2 separate regions of the Homo sapiens genome follow, and region 2 is linked to region 1. Evidence: chromatin loops called from intact Hi-C (ENCODE). Cell type or tissue: ascending aorta. All regions are shown on one strand. Links, peaks and the distances in the headings refer to the core of each region. The heading gives the core; the rest is flanking DNA. Region 1 has its middle 54 kb from the start of MIR4766. Region 2 overlaps LOC124905123 (a long non-coding RNA gene).

Evidence for each region. Peaks named below come from ENCODE experiments on the same cell type or tissue, not always from the same donor. Only the 100,000 strongest peaks of a DNase experiment are listed, where the experiment ranks them.
Region 2: a loop joins it to region 1, with 2.5 times the contacts of the local background. A loop is called at or near these places in 7 of 110 quality-filtered maps.

The regions. Positions count from the first base shown.
Region 1 is chr22:40,757,459-40,762,837 of GRCh38, reverse strand. No RefSeq gene overlaps it. Among named protein-coding and RNA genes, the nearest start is that of MIR4766, 54 kb to the left of the region's middle. In ascending aorta, for the core only: a CTCF peak has its summit at 2,392 (motif pointing right); no DNase peak of the experiment used is centred there.
Region 2 is chr22:40,663,281-40,668,659 of GRCh38, reverse strand. The region is part of intron 2 of LOC124905123 (a long non-coding RNA gene); the gene reads left to right. Among named protein-coding and RNA genes, the nearest start is that of MCHR1, 14 kb to the left of the region's middle. RefSeq lists an enhancer at 3,326-3,841. In ascending aorta, for the core only: no CTCF peak of the experiment used is centred there; DNase peaks (open chromatin) are centred at 2,134, 3,089 and 3,574; H3K27ac peaks cover 3,346 bases.

The DNA of each region.
Region 1 (5,379 bases), core at 53-5,052:
CGACATTTGGGTTGCTTCCACATTTTAGCTATTGTGAATAATGCTGCTGTGCACATGGGTATACAAATATCTCTTTGAAACCTTGCTTTTAATTCTTTTGGATACATACCCAGAAGTAAATTTGCTGGATCATATGGTAATTCTATCTTTAATTTTTTTTTTTATCTGAGACAGAGTCTTGCTCTGTCACCCAGGCTGGAGTGCAATGGCGCGATCTCAGCTCACTGCAGCCTCCACCTCCCTTGTTCCAGCAATTCTCCTGCCTCAGCCTCCCAAGTAGCTGGGATTACAGGTGCCCGCCACCACACCTGGCTAATTTTTGTATTTTTAGTAGAGACAAGGTTTCACCATGTTGGCCAGGCTGGTCTCAAACTCCTGACCTCAGGTGATCCACCCACCTCAGCCTCCCAAAGTGCTGGGATTACAGGCATGAGCCACTGTGCCCAGCTCTATTTTTAATTTTTTGAGGAATCACCGTACTCTTCCATGGCAGCTGCACCATTTTACGCTCCCACCAACAGTGCACAAGGGTTCCAATTTCTCCACATCCTCATCAACGCTTATTATTTTCTGCTTTTTTGATAGTAGCCATCGTAACGGGGTGTGCGGTGGTATCTCATTGTCGTTTTGATTTGCATTTCCCTAATGATTAGTGATAATGAGTATCTCTTCATTTGCTTATTGGCCATTTGTATATCTTCTTTGGGGAAATGTCTATCCAAGTCACTTGCCTACTCCCTAGTGAGCCAACTCAGAATTTAAAAAAAAAAAGTTATTTGCCTGTTTTTGAATCAAGTGTTTTTTTGTTGTTGAGTTTTAGGAATTCTCTATATATTCTAGATATTAATCTCTTATCAGACGTATGATTTGCAAATATTTTCTCCCATTCTGTGGGTTGCCTTTTTACTCTGTTGATAGTGTCTTTTGATGTACGCATTTTTAAATTTTCATGAAGTCCAACCTGTCTGTTTTTTGTTGTTTTTGCCTGCTACTTGGAAAGCTGAGGTGGGAGAATACTGCTTGAACCCAAGAGGTGGAGGTTGCAGTGAGCCGAGATCACGCCATTGCACTCCAGCCTGGGTGACAGTGAGACTCTATCTCAAAAAAAAAAAAAAAAAGAAACTAGTTGAGTTTTTGAGTTCTTTATTTTGCATTTGTTAGTGTATTAAAAATTATAAAAGATTGGGTGCAGTAGCTCATGCCTATAGTCCCAGCACTTTGGGAGGCCAAGGCAGAAGGACCGCCTGAGCCCAGGAGTTTGACCAGCCTAGGCAACATAGCAAGACCTCATCTCTAGAAAAAATTATCTGGGCATGGCGGTGCACACCTGCAATTCCAGCTACTCGGAAGGCTGAGATGGAAGGATTGCTTGAGCCCAGGAGCCAGGAGGTGGAAGCTGCAGTGAGCCATGATCATGTCACCACCCTCCAGCCTGGGTGACAAAGCAAGATACTGCCTCAAAAAAAAAAAATATATATATATATATATATAATATATATATAATATGTATATATAAATTATATACACACATTTATATATAAATGTATTAAATACATATATAAGGATAATATATAAATTATCCTTCACCTTAAGTCTTCACTGTTTTTAGATATATATTTTATATATATTTAATATATGTTATACATGTTAAATATATTTACATATGTTATATATAGTAAATATATATAACATATTTATATTTTAATTTTTTTATTATTATTTTTTTGAGACGGAGTCTCGCTTTGTTGCCCAGGCTGGAGTGCAGTGGCGCTATCTCGGCTCACTGCAAGCTCCGCCTCCTGGGTTCACGCCATTATCCTGCCTCAGCCTCCCGAGTAGCTGGGACTACAGGCACCCGCCACCACGCCTGGCTAATTTTGTGTATTTTTAGTAGAGAGGGGATTTCACCGTGTTAGCCAGGATGGTCTCAATCTCCTGACTTCGTGATCCGCCCGCCTCGGCCTCCCAAAGTGCCGGGATTACAGGTGTAAGCCACCGCGACCGGCCAAATCTCTTTTTTTTTTTTGTTTTTAGGAGACTGCGTCTTGCTTTATTTCCCCGGGCTGAGTACAGTGGCATGGTCATAGCTCACTGCAGCTTCAAACTCCTGGGCTCAAGTGACCCTCCTGCCTCAGTCTCCTGAGAGGCTGGGATTACAGGCTAAATTATTTTATTAACCCCTTGAACCATGGAGTTATGTTAGGCAAAGTGCATCTGTAGAAATGCTTTATTATTATGATGATAGTCATGGAAATCAAAAGGAAATTTTATGGATTATCTTTGTTGATGTTTTCATTCATAAATAAACTCCCATTTGATAGAAAATGGCTGCATTTGTTTTTAACTTTGCAGTTATAGATATGAAGAAAGCTTTAAACCACCAGAGGGCATTGCAGTCAGCTTCTTATTATAAATCATTATAAATCACTGCTGTCAGAGATGCCTAGTGAAATTTGTTCCCAATTAAACCAGAAAAAGAAGCATTTTTAGGCCGGGTGCTGTGGCTCACACCTGTAATCCCAGCACTTTGGGAGGCCAAGGCGGGCGGATCACGAGGAGTTCGAGACCAGCCTGACCAACATGGTGAAACCCCATCTCTACTAAAAATACAAAAATCAGCCAGGCGTGGGGGTTTGTGTCTGTAATCCCAGCTACTCAGGAGGCTGAGACAGGAGAATCGCTTGAACCTGGGAGGCAGAGGTTGCAGTGAGCCAAGATCACACCACTGCACTCCAGCCTGGGCAACAGAACAAGACTCCGTCTCAAAAAAAAAAAAAAAAAAAAAAGGAAGCATTTTTAGATCTCATAAACAATCTGAATAGGAGCTGTGGCTTGAACTTAGTGGAACACTACCTTGAAGCACCTTTTTATATGTATTAAAGCAAAGAGTGGAGTTGGTAGTACTTTGCTGAAATTGTATTGTTTTACTTTTTTCTTTCCCCAAGCGTATGCCCAAACTTTTAATTTGTCATCTATCATTTATCATCTTTTTTGGCCAAAGAATGAAGCCAAGTACCTCTCCATATCAACAGGTATTGAAGTGCGAGACACAAAAGTTACAGTTTTTGGCCAGTAGTATCCACCTCTTTATGGCCTTTATTGGAGCTAACAGAAACCTGCAAAATTAGGCAGCCGGGCACGGTGGCTCACACCTGTGATCCCAGCAATTTGGGAGACCAAGGCAGAGAGATCACTTAAGCTCAGCAGTTCGAGACAAGTCTAGGCAACATGGCAAGACCCTGCCTCTACAAAAAATACAGGCATGGTGGTGTGTGCCTGTGGTCCCAGCTAATTGTGGGGCCGAGGCAGGAGGATTGCTCAAGCCTCAGAGGCCAAGGCTGCAGTGAGCTGAGATTGCACCACTGCACACTCCAGCCTGGGCAACAAAGTGAGACCCTGTCTAAAAAAAAAAAAGAAAAGAAAGAAAAGAAACATACAAAATAGAATGATCCACAGTTTGTTAAAACTCCCTCGTTCCTGTTCACCATTGGTGGAAGTGCCAACAGGCAGAAAAATGATTAAAAGTCAGAGCAGGAGGTAAAAAGCATTTTGACAACCCATGAATTTAAAAATCAAATCCTCACTAAACAAGTGTTGTTAATGTAAACAGGTAAAACGTCTTTCCACATCATCTGTATTTTTTTTTCTTTTGAGACAGTTTCGCTCTTGTTGCTCAGCCTGGAGTGCAATGGCACGGTCTCAGATTACTGCAACGTCTGCCTCCCAGGTTCAAGCAATTCTCCTGCCTCAGCCTCCCAAGTAGTTGGGATTACAGGCACGCGCCGCCACGCCCAGCTAATTTTGTATTTTTTTTTTTAGTAGAGACGGCGGGGTTTCACCAGGTTGGTCAGACTCGTCTCGAACATGTGACCTCAAGTGATCCACCCGCCTTGGCCTCCCAAAGTGCTGGGGTTACAGGCATGAGCCACCACAATTGGCCCATATCATCTGAAATAAATGTGGTAACTATTGAGGCTTCCTGGTTATAGCTGACTAGAGCTCTCATTGGTCTATATTCCAGGAGCATTTGAGATATTAATTTATTTTACGAACACTTACTGAGTACATTTGTGCCAGTGACTGGCTAAAGCTGTAGCATACAGATATAAACACTGATTATTAATCTTTGTATATTTCTTTGTAGTTCATAAAACAATCTGGCATCCACCCTCTTATTTGGTGCTGCAGACCTCTGAGATGCAGTGGGCAGGTGATATCTCCATTTTATAGGTGTGGAGACAGGTTCCAAATTGTTAAATGACTCATTCATAGTCAAACAGCCAGTAACTGACAGAGCAGGACCAAACAGGTCTTCTAATTTCAAATGCCATCCTTTTTTCCACAACAGCATGCTGTCTTCCTAGAAGAGGTAAGCCTATTACTCTCGATACATATTATATGCCAAAGGACCCCAGGTTAAAAATATAGCCACTCGATGGTTGTGATTGTTTAGCTTAACAAGCAACTTAGCAAATAAGTTCAGAAGTTTGCCAGCACTATTTCTCTTTTCTCCAAAGATCAAAGGTAGATTCAGCATACAGTCAATGAAAGAAAATAAATTGGATTCTTTTTTAGTATTTGGTTGACCTTTACTAAGAATCTCTTTCCGCCGAGTGCGGTGGCTCACGCCTGTAATCCCAGCACTGGAGGTCAGGAGTTTGAAAACAATCTGGCCAACACGGTAAAACTCCATCTCTATTAAAAATACAAAAATTGGCCGGGTGTGGTGGCAGGTGCCTGTAGTCCCAGCTACTCAGAAGGCTGAGGCAGGAGAATCGCTTGAACTCAGGAGGCAGAGGTTGCAGTGAGTTGAAATCACGCCACTGCACTCCAGCCTGGGAGACAGAACAAGATGCCATCTCAAAAAAAAAAAAAAAGAATATCTTTCAAGGCTCAGTTCCTGCATCTTTTTCCTTGAGGTATGATTTATGCAGTAACACCCACGTTAAAAAGAGTAGGCCCATCATTTGAATTTCAAGTTTGGGTGAGGATGTCCGTAAGACAAAGGTCTCTGGAATGCTTTTTATTTTATTTTATTTTATTTTGGAGACAGAGTCTTGCTCTGTCACCCAGGCTGGAGTGCAGTGGCATGATTAAAGCTCATTGCAGCCTCAACCACGCAAGCGATTCACTCACCTCAGCCTCCCGAGTAGCTGGTACCACAGGCAAGTGTGACCCTGCCCAGCTAATTTTTTTTTTTTTTTTTGTAGGTGGGGTCTTACACTATATTGACTAGGCTGGGAGGTATGTATGTCTTTGTTAGTTTTTGGAACATAATACTCTGGGTGAAGCTCTGTCAAGCACCTTCAGCATTAAATTGTATTTATTTGTTTACTTACCTACCCGCTCAACCAAGTAGATTCAGAGCTCTGAATCCTC
Region 2 (5,379 bases), core at 148-5,147, 94 kb after region 1:
GCATGATCTCGGCTCACTGCAACCTCCGCCTCCTGGGTTCAAGCGATTCTCCTGCCTCAGCCTCCCCAGTAGCTGGGATTACAGGCACCTGCCACCACACCCGGCTAATTTTTGTATGTTTAGTAGAGACAGGGTTTCACCACGTTGGTCAGGCTGGTCTCGAACTCCTGACCTCAGGTGATCTGCCCGCCTTGGCCTCCCAAAGTGCTGGGATTACAGGCATGAGCCACCACACCCGGCCAGCTACACACTTCTAAACAACAAGATTTCATGAGCACTCACTATCACGAGAACAGCAAGGGGGAAACCCGCCCCCATGATCCAATCACCTTCTACCAGGTAACTCCTCCAACACTGGGGATTACAATTTGACATGATATTTGGGCAGGGACAGAAATCCAAACCATATCAGTTGGGAACACTTGCAGCAGTGGAAAGTGTCCTCATTGATGGGATCCATCGGGTTGTCAGAAGGAAACAGAACAAACTCAAACAGGGAAATGCAGGAGAGTTTAGTAAAGGGCCTATTTGCCAGGGTTTGGGCATAGCTAAGGGAGATCAACAGGGAATGCTGAGCAGTGTGCTGGGGCTATGAACAGCAGAGAGCCACTGCCGCTCTCAGGCCTGGGGGCTGAGGGAAGGGGAGAAGTGAGCAGAATCCAGAAAGAGCAGTTAAAAAGTGAGGGAGCCCGGAATGGTGGCTCACGCCTGTAATCCCAGCACTTTGGGAGGCCAAGGTGGGCAGATCACCTGAGGTCGGGAGTTCGAGACCAGCCTGACCAACATGGAGAAACCCTGTCTCTACTAAAAATACAAAATTAGGTTTGGTGGCACGTGCCTGTAACCCTAGCTACTCGGGAGGCTGAGGCAGGAGAATTGCTTGAACCTGGGAGGCGGAAGTTGCGGGGAGCTGAGATTGTGCCATTGCACTCCAGCCTGGGCAACAAAAGTGAAACTCTAACTCAAAAAAAGAAAAATAAACAAATTAGCCGGGTGTGGTGGCTGGTGCCTGTAATCCCAGCTTCTTGGGAAGCTGAGGCACAAGAACCTCTTGAACCCGGGAAGCAGAGGTTGCAATGAGCTAAGATTGCGCCACTGCACTCCAGCCTGGGCAACAGAGCAAGACTCAGTTGCTGTCTCAAAAAATAAAATTTTTTTTAAAAGTGAGGCGGCCAATCAGCAGTAACCTGGCAGGGAGCAGTCCAAAGGAGTAAATAATCTGACCTCACTCTCCTCTTGCCCTCTGACCTCTGTCTGTTGATGCTGTTCTTGAGGGTCAGCATCTTGGGGCCCAGGGCAGGGTGGAAAGGGTGAAAAGTGAATTTAAAGGGGCAAATGGAAAATCAGCCCCACTGATTCAGGAGGAGGCGTTCAAGTTGATATCATCGTGTAATTAATTATTGAAATGACTAGGTTTTTTTTTTGTTTGTTTTTGTTTTTGGAAACAGAGTCTTACTCTATTGCCCAGGCTGGAGTGCAGAGGCACGATCTCAGCTCACTGTAACCTCTGCCTCCTGTGTTCATGCAATTCTCCTGCCTCTGCCTTCCAAGTAGCTAGGATTACTAGTGTGCACCAACACACCCGGTTAATTTTTGTATTTTTAGTAGAGACAGGGTTTCACCATGTTGGTCAGGCTGGTCTTGAACTCCTAGCCTCAAGTGATCTACCCACCTCCACCTCCCAAAGTGCTGGGATTACAGGCATGAGCCACTGTGCCTGGTCAACAACTAGGTATTTTGTTATCCTCTGTCAATCCAGATAAGGAAACTGAGACAAAATTAATATAGAGAGTGATTTGGGCCACGGTTGAGGATTATAGCTTGGAAAACACTGAGAAGTGCTCAAAGAGAGGCTTGAGTTTTTAAAGAGGATTAATCAGGAGAGGGGGCGATTACAAAAGTTGAGTTTCAAGGATGCTCACTGGGTTAAAGAAATAACACTGATTAGTGACTAGCTGTACACTGTTGAGTTATAGCAAGTGAATTACAGTGTCCATTGTGTGGTGTTTTATGGCTACTTGGCATCAGTCAGTCTAGAGCCCACACAGCAAGTGGCTTCCAGAGCTGATTACTTAGCTGGAGGGGGAGTGAGACGTGACTGCTGTCACATTTCCATGCCTTTCTGGGCCTGATAATTTAAAGAGGGCTCACAGCCCGGAAAACACTGGGAAGTGCTCCAGAGAACCAAGGAGAGGCTCAAGTTTTTAAAGAAAACAGGATGAAAAGTTGCTTTTCTTTTTTTTTTTTTGGAAACAGGGTCTCACTCTGTTGCCCAGGCTGGAATGCAGTGGCATGATCTCACCTCACTGCAACTTCTGCTTCCCGGGTTCAAGTAATTCTCCTGCCCCAGCCTCCCATGTAAGCTGGGACTACAAGTACCTACCACCATGCCCGGCTAATTGTGTGGTTTTTATTTATTTATTTATTTGGCTCTGTTGCCCAGACTGGAGTGCAGTGGCACAATCTCGGCTCACTGCAACCTCCGCCTTCTGGGTTCAGTGATTCTCCTGCCTCAGCCTCCCAAGTAGCTGAGATTACAGGCACGCACCACCACTCCTGGCTAATTTTTGTATTTTTAGTAGAGACAGGGTTTCACCATGTTGGCCAGGCTGGTCTTGAACTCCTGACCTCAGGTGATCCACCCGCCTCAGCCTCCCAAAGTGTTGGGATTACAGGCATGAGCTACTGTGCCCGGCCAACACCCGGCTAACTGTTTGTATTTTTAGTAGAGATGGGGTTTCACCATATTGGTAGACTGGTCTTGAACTCCTGACCTCAAATGATCCACACGTCTCAGCCTCCCAAAGTGCTGGGATTACAGGTGTGAGCCACCATGCCTGGCTGAAAAGTTGCTTTTCTTTCTCATCTCATTTAATAGATGAAGTGAAGTGCCACAGGTTGGGTTTTCTGGGAGCAGATGCTGGGGTGGAGAGAGGAGTACCAAATGTGTCTGTGGGGTGAGCGCTGGCCAAGGAAGAAGGGAAGCACATCGGGAAGGGGTCCAGAGATTGTGATGCTGACCTGACAAGGGCTCTGCCAGCCCAGTGGGAAGCCCCAGAGCAAGGCAGTCCAACATTAGGCAGAAGTGGCCAGGCCCTGGCACCACAGCCCTGCCTAGTCGGTGGCTGGGAACCAACCCAAGAAGCGTGTGATCCCAGCTCAGAAGCTGAAACAAGGCTTCTCCAAAATCCAAAAATAGAATTACCATATTATTCAGCAATCCCACTTCTGAGTCTATATCCAAAGAAAATGAAATCAGTATCTCAAGAAGATATCTGTATCCCATGTTTATTGCAGCATTACTCACAATAGCCAAGTTATGGAGTTAACATAAGTGTCTGTATTAGTCAGGGTTTCTCCAGAGGGACAGAGGCAATAAGATATATATGAAAGGGGATTTATTAGAGGGAACTGGGTCACGCAATTACAGAGGCAAAGTCCTACAAGGGGCTGTCTGCAAGCTGGAGAACCAGAGAAGCCAGTACTGAGGCTCAGTCCAAATTTAACAGACTCAGAACCAGCCAAGCAAACAGTGCAGCCTCCAGTCTGAGACCAAAGGCCTCAGAGCCCCCACGAGGCTGCTGGTGCAAGTTCCAGATTCCAAGAGCTGAAGAACCTGGAGTCTTGTTTTCCAAGGGCAGGAGGAGATAGAGGCAGCCAGCTCCAGGAGGGAGAGCATGAGCTGAGTATCCCCACTCTTCTGCCTGCTTTGTCCTAGTGGTGGAATGGGGTCGGGGGTGGGCAGCAGATGGGATGGTGCCCACCCACACTGAGGGCGGGTCTTCCTCTCTCAGTCCACTGAAGCATACATCAATCTCCTCTGGGCTGGACGCCATGGCTCACGCCTGTAATCCAGCACTTTGGGAGGCCGCGGGGGGTGGATCACCTGAGGTCAGGAGGTTGAGACCAGCCTGACCAACATGGTGAAACCCCATCTTTACTAAAAATACAAAAACTAGCCAGGCGCTGGGCGCGGTGGCTCACGCCTGTAATCCCAGCACTTTGGGAGGCCAAGGCGGGTGGATCAGGTCAGGAGATAGAGACCATGCTGGCTAACATGGTGAAACCCCGTCTCTACTAAAAATACAAAAAAATTAGCCGGGCGTGGTGGCGGGCGCCTGTAGTTCCAGCTACTCGGGAGGCTGAGGCAGGAGAATGGCGTGAACCCGGGAGACAGAGCTTGCAGTGAGCTGAGATCGTGCCACTGCACACCAGCCTGGGCGACAGAGTGAGACTCTGTCTCAAAAAAAAAAAAAAAAAAACTAGCCAGGCATGGTAGCAGGCACCTGTAATCCCAGCTACTTGGGAGGCTGAGACATGAGAATCACTTGAATCCAGGAGGCAAAGGTTGCAGTGAGCCAAGATCATGCCATTGCACTCCAACCTGGAGACACAGGGAGACTCTGTCTCAAAAAAAAAAAAAAAAAAAAAAAAAAAAACTCCTCTGAAAACACCCTCACAGGCGCATCCAGCAACAATGTTTCACCAGCCAACTAGGCATCCCTCAATCCAGTCAAGTTGACACCTAATACTACCCATGGCAAGTCCACTCCTTGTCAGCTTGGCATCCATAAACATCTCCTTAAACCATACTTAATCTCCTCAAGTAAAGACAGTGACAAGGTCATAATTCTGCCTAAATGAAACAATTACCCTGTGCACAACTGAAAACACACTAATCCGGTCTCCCAGAAGAGGAGGTAAAGTTCTTGAGTGATATTTACTGTGATTATTCCGTAACTTGAATAGTATGATGTAAAATTCACAATTCTTAGGCTGGGCTTGGTGGCTCATGCCTGTAATCCCAGCACTTTGGGAGGCTGAGGCGGGAAGCTCACTGGAGCCCAGGAGTTCAAGACCAGCCTGAGCAATATAGTAAGACCCCCGTCTCTACAAACGAATAATTAAAAAATTAGCCAGGCATGGTGGTATGTGCCTGTAGTCCCAGCTACTTAAGAGGCTAAGGCAGGAGAATCCCTTGAGCCCAGGAGTTCAGGGCTGCAACGAGTCATGATCGTGCCACTGCACTGCAGGCTGGGCAGCAGAGTGAGGCTTGGTCTCAAAAACAAAAGCAAACCAAAAAACCATCCATATATTTCAACATTTTTTTTTTTTTGATATGCAGTCTCACTCTGTCACACAAGCTGGAATGCAGTGGCGCAATCTTGGCTCACTGCAGCCTCTGCCTTCCCTGTTCAAGTGATTCTCCTGTCTCGGCCTCCGGAGTAGCTGGATTACAGGCGCCTGCCACCACGCCTGGCTAATTTTTGTATTTTTAGTAGAGACGGGCTTTCACCATATTGGCCAGGCTGGTCTCCTGGCCTCAGGTGATCCTCCTGCCTCAGTCTCCCAATGTGCTGGGATTAGAGGTGTGAGCCA